Linked DNA regions of Mus musculus: region 2 is linked to region 1. Evidence: chromatin loops called from intact Hi-C (ENCODE). Cell type or tissue: heart. All regions are shown on one strand.

Region 1 (8,000 bases):
GATGCTGAGTGGCTATGGCAACCCACCTGCAATTCCATCCTCGGAAGATCTAGACAAGGGGTACCCAGATTCCCACCCCCTCCCTTTAGCCTGTCTCCCAGAAACCTTGCTAGCAAGATTAGCTGTTTGGTGAGATCTAGGTTTGACTGGGAGACCCTGCCTCAATGAATAAAGTAGAAGAAGCTTGAAGAAGATTCTTGATATCAACTTTGGGCGTGCATACACACACACACACTTGTGTATTCATGTACTCACATATATACATGCACACATCCCACAGATGTACAGATGTAAAATATCCCATTTTTTTCTAAGTACAAGGTCTTTCACCATAGTATTGTCAGACTAAGAAATGATATATATTAACAATGCTTAATGAGACTCTTTTATGAAGAAGTATTTGAGAAATCCCTGACTGGGGTATTCTCAATTTAAAGCTGGAAGACTTCTCACATAGGAAGTAGGTTGCTTTGTTTTGTTTTCTACTCTGTCCTGGAAGAAATATGAAATCAACAAAAATAAAAATCTAAACCAGTTACATGAAAATCTATGAGCATCTTTTCTAAAAGGTAACTTTCATATGAAGTAGGTCAGAATGTTCTGTCTGCTCTTTAGTAGTAAATAGAGGAAAGGAGTCTCCTGGATGGAAGAAATGTCTTCTCCTCACACAGCATGAGTGTACAAGTGAACGGACATTACCTACAGACATGCTGCATTAGAAGAAGGTTTTGTTGTCTGTTTGTTTTGTTGTCTGTTGTTGTTTTGGTTTTGCTTAGACAAGGAAATTCAAATTTTTAAACCTGACAGTGGTGGCGCATGCCTTTAATCCCAGCATGTGTGAGGCAGAGGCAGGCTGGTCTCTGAGTCTGAGGTCTACAGAGTGAGTTCCAGGATATCCATGGCTTCACAGAGAAATCTTGAGAAATAAAAAAGAAGAAGAAGAAAATAAGAAAAAAGAAAAAGAAAAAACAGTCCCATTTCTAATAAAGGGAGGAAGTAAAGGAGGTTTCCTGGACAAGGGAAATGTAATAGACACTTGTAATATTTACATTTGGTTTTGCAATCTCACCCATACACGGGAAGACAGGAAACTTAGTCGAGTAAATAAAACAACATTCAAGTTTCCGAACTTTTACGTATTTAATTCAATTTTACTTTTCCACTTTCTTTGAAATAGTTTGTGAAAGATGACATTGCAGCCATGCCCTCCTCTAGGGGAAGAGGAAAGGACCTGAATCTGCTAGATCATTCCCTGGAAAGATGGACTCTGACGAGCTCAACACAGGGCGGTGCTGGGATGCCCAGTGTTCCCATTTGACTATTGCCTTTTTTTTTTTTCTGTAGAAAACACTCAGAAAGGAGTGTGCTTAACCCTTGACTTAACTTTGTCATTCAGTGACAACCTTGGTTCAAGGGGCCTGCCAGTGACTCAGGTCGAATAGATCAGTGGGTCTCAACAAGTGCATCTCAACCTCTGTGACGGTCAACCAACCCTTACACAGGGGTTGCCTAAGATCATCAGAAGACACAGATATCTACATTATGACTCGTAACAGTTGCAAACTCACAGTTAGGAAGTAGCACCAAAAAGAATCTTGTGGTTGCTGGTCACCTCAACGTGAAGAACCATATTAAACAGAGGTAGCATTAGGAAAGTCCAGAGCCACTTCGCTAGAGGGATGGGAGAACAGGAAGATGGAAGGACAGCGGTGTGTTACTCCGGTTGTAAGTCACAAACATCTGAATTCCGTGGCTAAGGCTACAGTGGGCAAGGGTACCGGTGGTGGGATCAGCAAAAGTCTTGCGCGCGCTCGACTGGCCAGGAAGAACGACGCTGCAACAGGATCCTTCTGCACACGTTTATTAGGAGAGCTTGATTGTAGAGGCGAAAAGACCCCGAGCCCAGAACTGGTGCTGCTTTTATAGGCCTAGGAGAGGCGTGTCTTACACCCGGATTGGTTATGCACTATGCCTCATTTGCATGTTCCTCATCTGATTGGCTACTCTCTCTCAGTACCTCACAGAGCCTCATTATCATACCTCATTTGCATGTCTCACATCTGATTGGTTATACTCTCAGTACCTTACAGAACCTCATTATCATACCTCATTTGCATGTCTCACATCTGATTGTTTATACTCTCAGTACCTTACAGACCTCATTATCATGCCCGGGCCAGGCAGTGTCTTTGCAAAAAACTTTACTGCATATGTACACATTGGTTGTTTGTCCAATCTTATGCGTGGTGGCCAGCAGTAGTCAGTGCCACTCTGCAACGGCACATGTGGCTTCCCACACAAAAGGGGAAGAACAATTAAGTTGTCCAGGAAAGCAGGGATGCAGATGGAATTCAGCAGAATGAGTGTCAGGAAGTCAGCATCTCTCGAATTGTTCGCTTGAATGAACGAAGCAACTGGAGGGATAGTAAACCCTCTCCAACTTTCCCTTCTTATACATTCCAGTTGTTTCTGTCTGGGAAAACATGGCCACTGACTGACAGTAAGGTTTACACCAGCTAACTTCTGCTGCTAAGGGGCAAAACGTTCTAAAGCCATGATGCTCCCTCTGTTCCAGGTAGAAAAGCCCTGCAGGCAAACTATGCCTGCCAAGATCGGGGCCTCTGTCTCCAGGCTGGCAAACTGTGGGCCAGTGTGGCAAGTTCACGTAGGAACACCTGAGTTGCCAAACTATGGCGGGTGTGGGGCCAGGTATGGGAGTCTGGGCTTCCAGTTAGCCTAGGGCTATGTCATCAGCCTGCAGAGAGGAATGCTGTTAGAGATGGGCCTTAGGAAACACGTTTGCGCCTCTGTTGGTTTGCTGAAGCTGTCATAGCAAAGGTCTCAGAAGGCTGCAGTAAGTGGCTTAAACACAGAATGGTTTCATAGCCTTTCCGCAGTTTCAAAGTCCAAGACTGCGGTGTCCGTGAACTGGCTTCCTTCGAGGACTTCCTCTTTGGCTTCTTGGCTTCAACACAGTTTTGCTTCTGCCTCTGTCTGTACCTTAGTCCCTTCCTGTAAGGGAACAAATCAGATTAGATTAGTGTCTAAGTCTATCGATCATTTTCACTTAATTACTCCTTAAGGACCCTCAATCCCCAAATCACATATTTTTTTTGAGGTAGCAGGGTGTTAGGATTTCAACTTGTGAAGTTGAGTCAGGTAAATTTAGCTCACCCGTCTCCAGTGAGAATATTATCAACTGTGTTCACTGTGTTATGCTTTCAATGTTTTCTGACTTGGACATCTGAGCAAAGGTGGCTACATATTAGAGAATTGTCACTGTGGTTTGCCCAGATGGTCTCATCCCCCCACCCCCGTTCTTCCCGACTTTCCTAAGACTCATTTGCTGATGTTCAATCCAATGAGAGCTCTTGTGTAGGAACAGTGAAACTGCATCTCATGTGACTGCCTTTTACATTTCTCACTTACAGGTTGCCTAACTGTGATATGAGTCTTGGTGTACCATATACATATTCCGTATAGAATAAAGGGAGCTACTAATGGTATGGTAGATAAATAAACTCATAATTCATCTACTATATTACATTAGTGGAGGACATTTTGAGGGAAAGCAGAAATGGCTCAGATGCTAATAATAAATGTGTTTTTGCAGTGTATCACCTCAAATCATTTTGGGAAAGAAGTCGTGTCTACAGACACTTGTATAAATGGGGAAAAACAAGATTTGTCACAAAGTATTTTTAAAGCCAACAGTAGCTAGGAAAAAAAAATCAATGCCCAAATTAGCACAAACTGGTTTTAAAAAAAAAAGCATGCCTAATTGATTTTTCCATATATTTGCCTTAGGCAGACAAAATATGGGAGGAAGTGGACCATTGCCAGACCTGAGCTCCATCAACTTCTATTAATGGACAATGACGCCATGTTGGCTCCCAGCCAGGCCCCAGTGCACTTAGCCTGGCTGGGTGGAAGCAGGCATTGCATCAGAAACAATGCAGAACTCCAAGGAGTGCTGAGACATGGGCCTGGAGATGGCTTCCCGTGACAACGAAGAACTCATGGCACCCGTGAGGTGACCTCTTGGTTGGGGTGAACTGACCAACACTAAGGATGAGCAAAGTCCACTGATCTGCCAAGTCACAGAGCTTTGGCATTCCGAGCAGCTGGGGTGGACGTTAACCCCTCGCCCTGGAAGCCATTCGTTTTGTCCCATTCAGTCAGAGCAGCAGACTCACAAATGCCTTTACTAAGATGTATTGGTCTTTTTCTGAATTCTCTGCTTTACAGATTATCCCAAATTACACTCAGTAGTTTGCCCTAGCATGGACTCCAAATGGCATTCTAAAGAGAATCTAGAGAGTGCCCCTAAGAGTGAGCTAGTGTGACAATATTCTGTCCTCAAGCTGCTGTGGACAGATGCTGTGACATCCGCTCCCTGAGTTAGAGCACAGGAGACACAGGGTCAGGGAGGGGTTGGGGCTGGGTGGACATAACGTGAACATTTGATCTGATAAAGGCTTTTCAGAGTGGAAAAGCCTACAAAGACAGTGGCTGAAATGGAGCCTTCTACTGCTAAGCCCATAAGGACTTTAAAATGCAGCATGAAATATAGTCCCAGTTGACCAATGAAACCAGAAATATAGGAAAACATGGTGTAGTGTGGACTTAAACTTTAATATCAATATTGATTCTTTCATTGTCACTAACACACCGTATTTAATGCTACTAGTCAGGGGATTGAATGTGAGGTAGAGAGAAATTTTCTGGACGTCTGAAATTCTGCATTATTTTCCCAAGAATTCTTTGAATTTATAGCCACTCCAAAATTAAAAGCTTACTCCGCACATGTGTTCCAATAAAGTTGCTTTAAAATAATCAGAGAAACAAGGGGAAATATTTTTAGGGGGTACGGGTAGAAGAAAAAAGTTTGACTAAGGCTTAATAATTTGGCTAATAGAGACACGGATAGATGCAATATGCTGTCTCTTCTACTTCCATACTGGTTTAAAAGTCTCCACACTGAGTCATTAAAAAAAAAAAAAAAAAAAAAAAAAAAAAAAGCCTTAACCTGTTGTCTCCAAACAGGTGCATAGCTTTGAACAAATGCTTTTCTTCATGTGGTGTTAAAGCAGGTGTCATTGGTTCTGAGTTTGATCTGGGTACACGTTCTTAAGTATGCCATGCCATTAAAGTGGGAATGAACAGCTCTGGTCCCTCGCCTGCCATAAAACAATACCAAAATAAATGGCAGCCATTAGTCAGTGAGCACACAGAACCCTTCTCTAGGCTTCTCCTCACTACACTACTCTTCCTCCAGCTTCCTTTTTAATTAAGAAGAATTAAGCATTCATTTAGGACCCCAAGAACCATGGGTGCCACTCATCCTTGGCACATTCTTCACCATTCATCCTTGGCACCCCCTCCTGATTATCTCCTACAATAAGTCACTCTCCAGTTCTGCTGATTTTGCTTGGTTTCTGTCTTTGTCTGTCTGACCTTAGGTCTTGTTGAAGGTTCAGACCTCTACTTCCTAACAACAGAACTATTTATACTTAGGTTACCCTTATTTGAACCATGTAGTACATGTTGATGCAGCCACAAGATGGGTGTATTAATCTGTTCATAGTATGATAACAGGCAGGAACCAGTTCGCTCAAGATTCATCTTCTAATGACCTCCCAGGAGTCCATCTCTCAGTACCACCATCCGTGTGCTAAGTTTCAATAGAGGAATTTTAGAGGGACACCAGCATTCGAATCGTAGTAATGAGGAATGTGGCTGTCTCATTCACATGACTTCCTTGCTTGGGTTTTCAACCATTCTTGGTATTACCCTACAACCTTCAAGATGAAGACTTAGCCTCTAGGCTCAAAATACAGAGTCATATCCCATACTTCAACTGCTTCTTGTTTCCAGAATGTACTGGAATATATATATCTAGGATGAAAGGAATGTATATGTATGTACTGGTCCTCCCCATCCTCTAAACCAGTGCTCCTCAACTGACTCTTTACTCCAGTTCATCATGTGGTGGTGAACCCCACCCATAAAATTATTTCATTGCTACTTCACTGTACTGGCTAGTTTTGTGTCAACTTGACACAGCTGGAGTTACCACAGAGAAAGGAGCTTCACTTGAGGAAATGCCTCCATGAGATCCAGCTGTAAAGCATTTTCTCAATTAGTGATCAAGAGGGAAAGGCCCCTTGTGAGTGGGACCATCTCTGGACTGGCAGTCTTGGGTTCTATAAGAGAGCAGGCTGAGCAAGCCAGAGGAGGCAAGCTAGTAAAGAACATCCCTCCATGGCCTCTGCATCAGCTCCTGCTTCCTGACCTGCTTGAGTTCCAGGCCTGACTTCCTTTGGTGATGAACAGCAGTATGGAAGTGTAAGCCAAATAAACCCTTTCCTCCCCAACTTGCTTCTTGGTCATGATGTTTGTGCAGGAATAGAGACCTTGACTAAGACAAATTGGTACCAGCAGAGTGGGGTATTCCTGTGAATACCTGACCATGTTTTGGGGAGGACTGTGGAAGGACTTTGGAACTTTGGGCTTGAAGATCCATTCGTTGTTAAGAGCTCTGTCAGATGTTGTGTAGGAGCTTGGAAGATAATGTTGAGAACAGTGCAGAAGATGGAGGTCTGGTTTGTGAAATTTCAGAGGGAAAATTAAAGACTCTTTTCAGGGCCATTGCTGTTTTGATTGTGAAGATTCTGTGGTTCTGGTTAGCTGGGGCTGAAGAATCAGCCGTGATTAACAAGATACCAGAACTACTAAAGCAAAAACTTGGCATTACTGGGACTATTGATGCTGGTTAGCTGGAGCTAAGAAATTAGCGGTGATTAAGAAGAGACCAGCAGCATTGAGGTGACGTCTTCTGGGAAGTGTTTTCTGAAAGCACAAAGAGGCTGTGTTCCAGAGATAGCCAAGTTTGTACTCCTGCTGCAGTGGGACTTGGTAATATGTAAGGGTCACCCAGGTGGTACTGGTTTTGAAGGCATGAAGGGGTCACGAAGAGCAGCTGAGGCTCGACACTGTGAGAGGCCATGGAAGGCCATTGGTGAAGGTGCAGCCGCAGTTGCAATTGAAGGCCCAGGACTGAAGGGGTCATGCAGTGTTTTGGAGATGCCAGTACCATTAGATGACCACCAAGAGCAGCAGCAGCAGTGGAGTACAGGCATCTGGAGCCTAGAGGATGATGCGTGTGCTACAAAGGGCATGGCTGGAGAAGTGACCCAAGCCCTTGGAGGAGCCCAGAAGATTGTGAGTTGGATCCCAGACATTGGAAGGTTGGACATTGATTTTTGCTTTTGATTGTGACTGTGCCCTGATATTTTCCCTCTTGAAGGAAGAAACTATTTTAGTGGAGCCCACAGTTAAGAGACTTTTAATTGTAAAAAGACTTGGATTTTAAAAGAGATGATATTTTAAAGAGATTGAAATGTCAAGAATATGTAAAGACTGTGGGATATTTAAAGCTATTTAGACCTTGGGGATGAATAAGAACGTAAGGGTTGAGGCTTACTAGTGATGTGTTTGTGTGTCAAGTTGACAAGGGGTCAATTGTACTGGCTAGTTTTGTATCAACTTGACACAGCTGGAGTTACCACAGAGAAAGGAGCTTCACTTGAGGAAATGCCTCCATGAGATCCAGCTGTAAGGCATTTTCTCAATTCGTGATCAAGGGGGAAAGGCCCCTTGTGAATGGGACCATCTCTGGACTGGCAGTCTTGGGTTCTATAAGAGAGCAGGCTGAGCAAGCCAGAGGAGGCAAGCTAGTAAAGAACATCCCTCCATGGCCTCTGCATCAGCTCCTGCTTCCTGACCTGCTTGAGTTCCAGGCCTGACTTCCTTTGGTGATGAACAGCAGTATAGAAGTGTAAGCTGAATAAACCCTTTCCTCCCCAACTTGCCTCTTGGTCATGATGGTTGTGCAGGAATAGAGACCTTGACTAAGACATTCACAACTGTGGTTTTGCTACTATGATGAATCAAGTAAATATATGATATACAGAATGGCTGATATGTAGGACCCCAAA
Region 2 (8,000 bases), 170 kb before region 1:
AGCTCATTAGTTGCTGAGTGGTCAAGCTATCTTCAGGGACTCGTCAGGTAGGCAAGCACTCTCTGCCTGGTAAAAATCCAAATCCCAGACTCCCAGAAAAGCAGGAGTCCATCACAGACCACGTGACACTAACAGTTTAGACATGGTGAGCCCCAGTTATCATTTGGGGAGTATTTTGAGCCAGGGTAGCAAACTGGTTAATCGGCTGTTCATTCCTGTGAACTCTTACGAGCAAAGATAGGGCTCGTGTACTTGGATAACCCATCTGTATGCATATGAGGGGAAAGAGTCTTCCTGGCCAAGGAATATTCCAGAACAAATATAATCAATCTGAAGTAAGCCTGGCATGAAAACCCCAGAGCGGTGGGTGGGAGGAAAAGAATAATAAATATTAGCTCCGTGTTGAGAGTTGATTTCTGAGCATAAGGATCCCTCAGCATGACGCAGGTTTGTTCTTTTGGTTTCCAGAGATACTAGTAGGTGGCAGCCAGCATTTCTGAGCCACACCCCTCCATCCCTCACGAGTCAGGCGCAGCTATAAATGTACCACTTAACTGATGAAATGATTCCTCATTTAATCCTTTTCATGATTCTTGTAATCAAAGGAGGGTTGCAATAAATATTTGAGGCAAGGAAAATTTAAGGCACTTGACAAATGACAAAGTTAGCAAAAGTAGGATTTGAGCCTGGGTGGTCTGAGCTCAGAGTCCACACCTGCTACCCATAGTGGGAATGATCAGGAGGTTATAGGTCCTATGGTACCAAAACAATATTTTAAAATCATGTTAAGTGAAATAGAATGTGTAATACCAAATTATCTTGTGTCTAACACACACACATACACACCCCACATGGACAGTATGTAAAATGTGTTAATTACTTTGGCTAATTGAAAGGCACTGCAAGCCATGAAACTAACAAAGCTAGATGTTTATATATATGGAAAAATGCCCCCTCCATTACTCTTACTGTTTCTGGAAATGTGTGGTCTGTCTGTAATATGTACATGGGCATTTGTGAGGGTGTACACTTGTATATAGAATTCTGTATGAAGTTCAGCATTGGGTATTCTTCATCCACATATCCTCCACCTCTTTTTTTTTTTTTTTTTTTTTTTGGGCAGTCTTTCACTGACCTGAAGCTCACACTTGGTCTAGCCTGTCTCCCTGGCCAGGCTAGGGAGCCTATAAACTAGGAATTCCTTTGTCTTTCCCCCTCCGATGTTGGGATTACAGGCACATGCCAGACAAACTTGGCTTTGTATGTGGGTGCTGGAGATTGTCGAAGTCCTCCAGCTTGTGTGGCATGCACTTCACTGACTGAGCCATTGTCTCTCCCGGAAACATGACCTTTTATGAGTTGAGTCAAGTTCTAGGAGTTCATCTGTTGAAAGTGCTAAATCCTGAACTCCCAGAAACTGATACCATAGGGTGATAATGAAGCCACTAGGTACCTGCTATAATAACTGCACCCTCCGCACCTAATACTGCCAGAGTTCTTTACTACATTAAGAGTCGTCTCACTTCCAGGCAGGGAAGTCTGCTTGTTGTCCTCATCTTTGAAGTCTCCTAATGACTGTTCAATGTCCTAGCTCTGCCAGACTAATTAACCCCGCCTGCTCATTGCCCGTTCACACAGGCTTGCCCTTCCCAGCTAGAAAGTAGGCTGGGATGGGGAACAGTACGTATCTGCTTTCAAACCTGGCCATCTCACTTTATGGATTGTGGTGGTCATTCAAAGTCATGGTCATGATGGAAGAAAAATAACAAATGACAAGGATTTAAACATTGGAAGTAAAGGGGGTAAAGTTGAGGGGACACACACACATACACACACACAAACACACACACTGAGAGAGAGAGAGAGAGAGAGAGAGAGAGAGAGAGAGAGAGAGAGATTGCCTAAAGGTCTTCGAACAATGTAGTCTTGTGCATTGAAATTTTGAAGCACAATGATAATATCTATTATCAATCTCAACTTAATTTCAAATAGAAAAAGAGCCAAGCAGCAGCCAGGAATTAGCCTTCGTCTCTTAGAAAGTCTGCTCTAGGCAGTTCACAGGATCCAAGATATGCTATTAGTTTCTGCCCCCAGTTATCTTTGTTTTCAAGCTATTTCTCCCTTTCCCACCAGAGTGGCTGGCAATGATGGCAAATTAGCATGGAACAGCTAAGCGCATTGACCACACTGCAGGGAGTGTCATGAATCAACTCCCAATAATATTAAAGGATTATCAGGTCTGTCCATTTTTCTGGATGTGAATGTGGACAGCATATGCACTTAGTTAAAGCCACGGCTAACTGAGCACACTGTCTAGTAGCAGATGTGTGGGTAGTTCCTCTCAAATGTAGGGATCATTTCTGACAGCAGCATTTCTTCTCTTTATTTCAGAGCAATTGGTTGATGAAGATAATGACCACTTTCTGGTCACACGGTAGCTAATACTGCTGAAATGTTTATTCTGTGCCTGGTATTGGGCTCAGCCTGTGACACAAGCCTTCAACAACTCTGTAGGGTATCGTTTTTATTTGAAAAAAGGGGAAAACTATAGCACAGGAGACTCTTGGCTAAGATTGCAAGAGAGACAGACTGGCTGACAGACAGACAGAGCCTCGGGGATATAGCAGAGTTAAGGTGTGAACTTGTGATCACAATGAAGCACTACTGCTTTCTCCTGCACAGTTACAGTATAGGAACCCAAGAACCTGGAGGAAGTATGAGCTTCCCACAGAGTTAAGGGTAGGGGTGAAGTAAAGGGCTGGGGTGTGGCTTGGAGGTAAGCTACTTCTATAATGAGCATGGTCTGGGCTGGAGAGACTAGTGGTGGGATGTGTGATATGGGCAGTAGATATGACTAGCCCAAATAACAACATTAAGCAGAGAGAGAATCTGGGACAGAGGCAAAATGTGACTTCCACAAGGCCTTCAGATTTATGGGTTTTTAAAATCACATTGATTTATTTGGGATATACGGTAAAGGGACCACACACACACACACACACACACACACACACACCATACACAAGTATTGATGTCAGAAGACAACTTGCAAAGAGTTGGTTTCCCCTTCGACTATGCAGGTCCCAGGGGCACACTCAGACCCTCAGGTTGGTAGCAGGTACCTTTTCCTGACCCAGATTTCATGTTCTCTCCAATCTGCATTTTATTAAAGCTTTCAGGTGACCTTATATGGCTTTCTTCCTCCCAGTCTTGCCAGGGCCTGTAGATAGCAAGGGTGTCCACCCCAGTCTGCTTTGGAGAAGAGCGTGGGAGAGGTGGGAATTGATCCTGGTGGCATGGTGGACTCTGGTTGGGGATTCAGAGCAGAGTCTAAGCATTGCCTTCTCTGGTGTAGGGTTTCAAGTGAGGCCTTTCTCCTGCAGGAACAAGACACATCCTTAAACTGCAGGGCTGGCGGGCGGGCCCATCTCTAAGGGAATTGGGGGCCATGAATGGGGTCATTTATTTGTGCTCTGACAAAGCAGATTCAGAGTTATGCTATCCCTAGTGACTCCTTTGTATTCTGCTCTGAAATCCATCCTTCTTTTTTTGTTGTTGTCGTTCGATTTTTAAAATTACTTTATTAGATATTTTCTTCACTTACATTTCAAATCCATTCTTAAGAGTGCTTTTGAGTTTAAGTGGTGTTTTACACAGGCCACATAAAATTCTGGCCACGAGGGGGCTTCATTTTCCCATTTTTCAAAAAAGACCTGTAATATAATACTATAATGCTTTGCCTTGTTTTTACTTTAAAGATAGGCTTGGCTTGGCTTTGTATGGTGCTGGGGATTGAACCCAGGACCCAGTGTGTGCAAATCAAGGACTGTCCCTTGGAGATACACCCCCCACACACACTTATTTGTTTTTGGCAATTATTTAGAATAACTAGAAGGAGCTTTGCAAACCAGGTGCAGTGGAAGCGTGGAGGCTGTAAAAGTCAGTGGCCTTCCAGAATGCCACACAGCAGGGCAGCTCATCAGAGTACTCTATACAACTCCCCTGAAACCTGATCCAAAGGCCAGAGTCTTTAAATGTTGATAGCACAACTATGATGACATTGGGTAGACACAGTTGGTAACTCAGGAGGTCAGCCTCTCTTCCTCTAACAAGCAGAGGTGAATTTTCGTGTACTACCCCCAGGGGCAAGTGCGGCTTGTCCTCAGGGCAAGTGTGGCTTGTCCTCAGGGCAAGTGTGGTTTGTCCTCAGACACTTGCTTATTGAACCTTACATAACTTTCAAATCTGGCTTCAAGGTTGAGCTCATTGCTGTCCCTCTCTCCACATATCTGAAGTTACTGTGACCCAATGCTGGGCTCTAAACTAGAGCTTCCCTTGAAGCAATGGGACTGCTAATTGAGCTAGTGACAGGTTCCCCATTTGTTTTAGAAGGTGGTATATTCCAGAGGTGACAGGGGAAAGCAGTGTTTGGCCTTAGAGGAACTACAGTGGAAAAATAACTCTTCTAAGCTCCTGATTGGGAAAAAATAATCAGGGTCTACAAGTTACAGGAAGGAAAATGACAGCACATTCTCAAGTTAATTTTCATTCCTGAAGAAATAAAAATAAGCTACAGGGAATGATTTAAAAATGTAAAGCCTGAAACTGGCAGTCATGGTACTGTTAAACAGGCCCACGTATATATTTTATAGAAACCGTGGCTTTTCCACAAGTTAAATTAAGCCTACGTCCTTGTAATCTGAGCACACTGTTAATTTTGTATTTCCAGTAGACACTGAAAAGCTATTGTCCTTAGACTGAGAGAGAAACAGTCAGAAATTAAGTTGTTAACAGGTAAATGCCCCCTCCCATGATGGGTAATGTGAAGTAAAGCAATATATGCAGTGTGTGATAGGAAATAGCCTTCATGATGTTAATGGAACTGGGCTGGCTTTAGTATAGTGTTAAAGTAGAGTAGTGTTAAAGAACAATACACTCAATGGCTTGAGAAGATGGCCTACTGATTAGGACACTTTCGGCTCTTGCAGGCTGCAGTTTGCCTTCCAGCATCCACATTGCAGAGTTCAAGACTACCTATAACTCTAGCTTCAGGGGATCAGATTCCCTCTGCTGGCTCCCCAGGGCACCTGCACACATATGTGTATGCATAGACATGCATACATACAAATAAAGTAAATCTAATATTTTTGGAAGTTACATTTGGGCTGAGTGTGTATCTTTGGTGATACACACACAGAAGAACCTAGCTTGCCACATAGTACCATAACACAACAGCCAGATATGGTCTTATCCTCAGAGCCAAATCTTGTGAAGAAAATGGGCTACCCAAAGCTAGTATTTACTAAAGACTTGCTGTATGTCAGGTGAGGTTGTGCTAAGTACAACATAGATAATATCCCCATTATTCCTTTTTACTGATGAAGAAATTAGAACCCAGAGAGATTAAGAGATGTGGACAAGGTTATATTGCTAGGAAATATGAACACAGTGACTTGAACCCTGGTTATCATTGGACAAAACCAAAATCCAATGTTTTTGCACAAAAATAATTTGAACTCAAGAATTTGAATTTTTAGCAGTGCTGTTTTTATTGGCATGAGTTATTCTTCAAGATAGTGAATTGCCTTAGTTGCGTTCGTATTGCTGTGAAGAGAAACCATGACCAAGGAATCTAACAAAAGAAAATGCTTAACTGCAAGTTTTTGAGTCCAAGGCTCCACCTCCTAATCCTTCCCAAATAGTTCCACCAACTAGGGATCAAGCATTCAAACAGATGAGTCTATGGGGCCATTTTTATTGAAACCACCACAGTAGCCTTATAGAGTTGAACACAGATTTGTATGTATAAGTTCTGGTGTGTGTGTGTGTGTGTGTATTTATGCATGTGTATATAAATTTTATGTATAATTTATGATCATAGCTGTCAGCATTCACCAAGTTAGAGGATTATTCACAAAAGAGGTTTTTTCTTGTAATCTGTATGGCACTTTGGATGTGATTATGATGATGATGATGATGATGATGATGATGATGATGATGATTGCTATCTGTGTGACACTTTGGATGTGATTGGAATGACTTTTATTGTCCGGATATCAGGTTTGGTATGAAAACTTAAAAAGCCCTATATACCTTCTGGACTCCCATTCAAACTCTCTTTCAGTGGCATGGGATGTGAGCTGTCACTGCAAAAGCGCCTCCTTTTCTGTGGAAAAGGAAAATTGTTCCTTTTGAGCATGCGACATAACAATTTAACGGTTTAGGAGAGAAGCTTTAGATTCTCTGCTAGGAAGCATAGAAGCAGATGCAGTGTTGGTCTGCCAGTAAAGATGGCACATAGACTCAGGAGTGTGCACATGATGTCTCTGTGTTCTGCAAGCAATAGCCATAGGTAAAGGTGTGAAAATTGAGCTAATGATAAAGCCACTTGTTTTGGTGCTGGTGAAACGCCATGTGTCTTAGTCACTGTGAAGAGACACAATGACCAAGGCCTCTCTTACAAAACCAAAGCATTAATCTGGAGGCTTGCTTATAGTTTCATTATTATCATGGGAGGGAGCATGGCAGCAGGCATGGTGCTGGAGAAGTAGTTGAGAGCTACATTCTGATCTCAGGGAGAGAGAGAGAGAGACAGAGACAGTGAGAGAGAGAGAGAGAGACAGAGAGAGACAGAGACAGAGACACAGAGAGATATAGAGAGAGACAGAGAGAGACAGAGAGAGAGACAGAGACAGACACAGAGAGAGATAGAGAATGGGCTGAACATGGCTTTTCAAACCTTAAAGCTCACCCCTAGCGACATACTTCATTCAACAAGGCCACACCTCCTAATCCTCCTAATTCTATCAAAGAGTTCGACTCCCTGGTGATTAAACATTCAAATATGGGGGGGGGGGGCATTTCCCACATCATGTGACTCCCTGATTTTAAAACTTCTGATATCTGATTCCATCCGGTGAGACTCATTTTAGAAGCAACAGTGAGCTCCTGCTCTCCGCTGTCCACTCCCCATGAGGCTGTCTCCCTTTCAATGGTGGGCAACGTTTCCTTGTCACTGGGAAAGTGTGTTGTCAGCCCCCTGCCTTTCCTTCCTCTGTAACTCTCATGTCTAAGCCCTCACCACCGTTAGCAGACACCCAGATCCAGCCCACTTCCCATCCTGCTGTGGCTTCCCCACTGTCATTCTTTGTAGATTTCTCATAGTCAGTCAACCACTGACTGGTTTCCTGCTTCTACAGACCATCATGACATAAAGGCCAGGCTGGCCACAAGTCAAGACTGTACTTGGATTTTCCCCCTGGCCTCCAGGACAAGGTGGCATTCAGACAGTGCAGATTTGTGGACCATCTCTTGTGTTTTGAGACATTTTCTTTCTTCTTTATCTTGCTTATTTTCTTTCTGCCATAATGACCTCTTCACCCCTCCTCCAACCCCGTCTACCCCCAGTGTCCCATGTTCTTTTTCTGTTCCTGGATATGCAGATATGTGCATGGCTTCTTTTTTGCCCTATGTGGCCTTCCTCTAACAAGCCTCCTGCTTTAATAGTCTACATCCCAGAACCCCCTACTGTGGTTCATTGTTTTTGTGGTATAGGGATTTTATAACTCACTACATTGTTCATTCCTATTAGGCCTGTTCCCTCCTCTCTTGTGTTCTTTTCTGCCCTCTGCCCACAAAGGCATGACTCCTTTTGTTTCATTCACTGCTACAGTGCAAGCATCCAAAACATTTGCTGGCACATGGTGGATGAGCAATATTTTTGGTTAAGTGTTGAGTACAGTTGGTAAAGTCCCCAGCATCCACAAAAAACCATCAGCCAGCCACAGTGATGCATTTGTAATCCCAGTTCTTCAGAGGTGAAGATGGGCAGATCCCTGGAGCTCTCTGGACAGTTAGCCCAGCCTAGTTCATGTCCCTCTGAGAGACTTTGTCTAAAAAATAAACGAAGTGCATCACCCTGAAGAAAGACACCTTAGGTTTTCCTCTGGCCTCCACAGGCATGTGCACACCCATGAACATGCAAACATATCTGCACACAT

What was found. Hi-C counts contacts between places; a loop is a spot of excess contacts. Peaks named below come from ENCODE experiments on the same cell type or tissue, not always from the same donor. Only the 100,000 strongest peaks of a DNase experiment are listed, where the experiment ranks them.
Region 2: a loop joins it to region 1, with 2.2 times the contacts of the local background. A loop is called at or near these places in 3 of 42 quality-filtered maps.

The regions. Positions count from the first base shown.
Region 1 is chr13:113,505,603-113,513,602 of GRCm38, forward strand. It overlaps Gm34471 (a long non-coding RNA gene), which reads right to left. Exons shown (of 4, transcript XR_003950669.1): 3 at 1,569-3,012. Among named protein-coding and RNA genes, the nearest start is that of 4921509O07Rik, 6.8 kb to the left of the region's middle. In heart, no CTCF peak of the experiment used is centred here; a DNase peak (open chromatin) is centred at 3,929; H3K27ac peaks cover 846 bases.
Region 2 is chr13:113,333,684-113,341,683 of GRCm38, forward strand. The region is part of intron 5 of Cspg4b (chondroitin sulfate proteoglycan 4B); the gene reads left to right. Among named protein-coding and RNA genes, the nearest start is that of Gm41070, 27 kb to the right of the region's middle. In heart, a CTCF peak has its summit at 3,673 (motif pointing right); no DNase peak of the experiment used is centred here.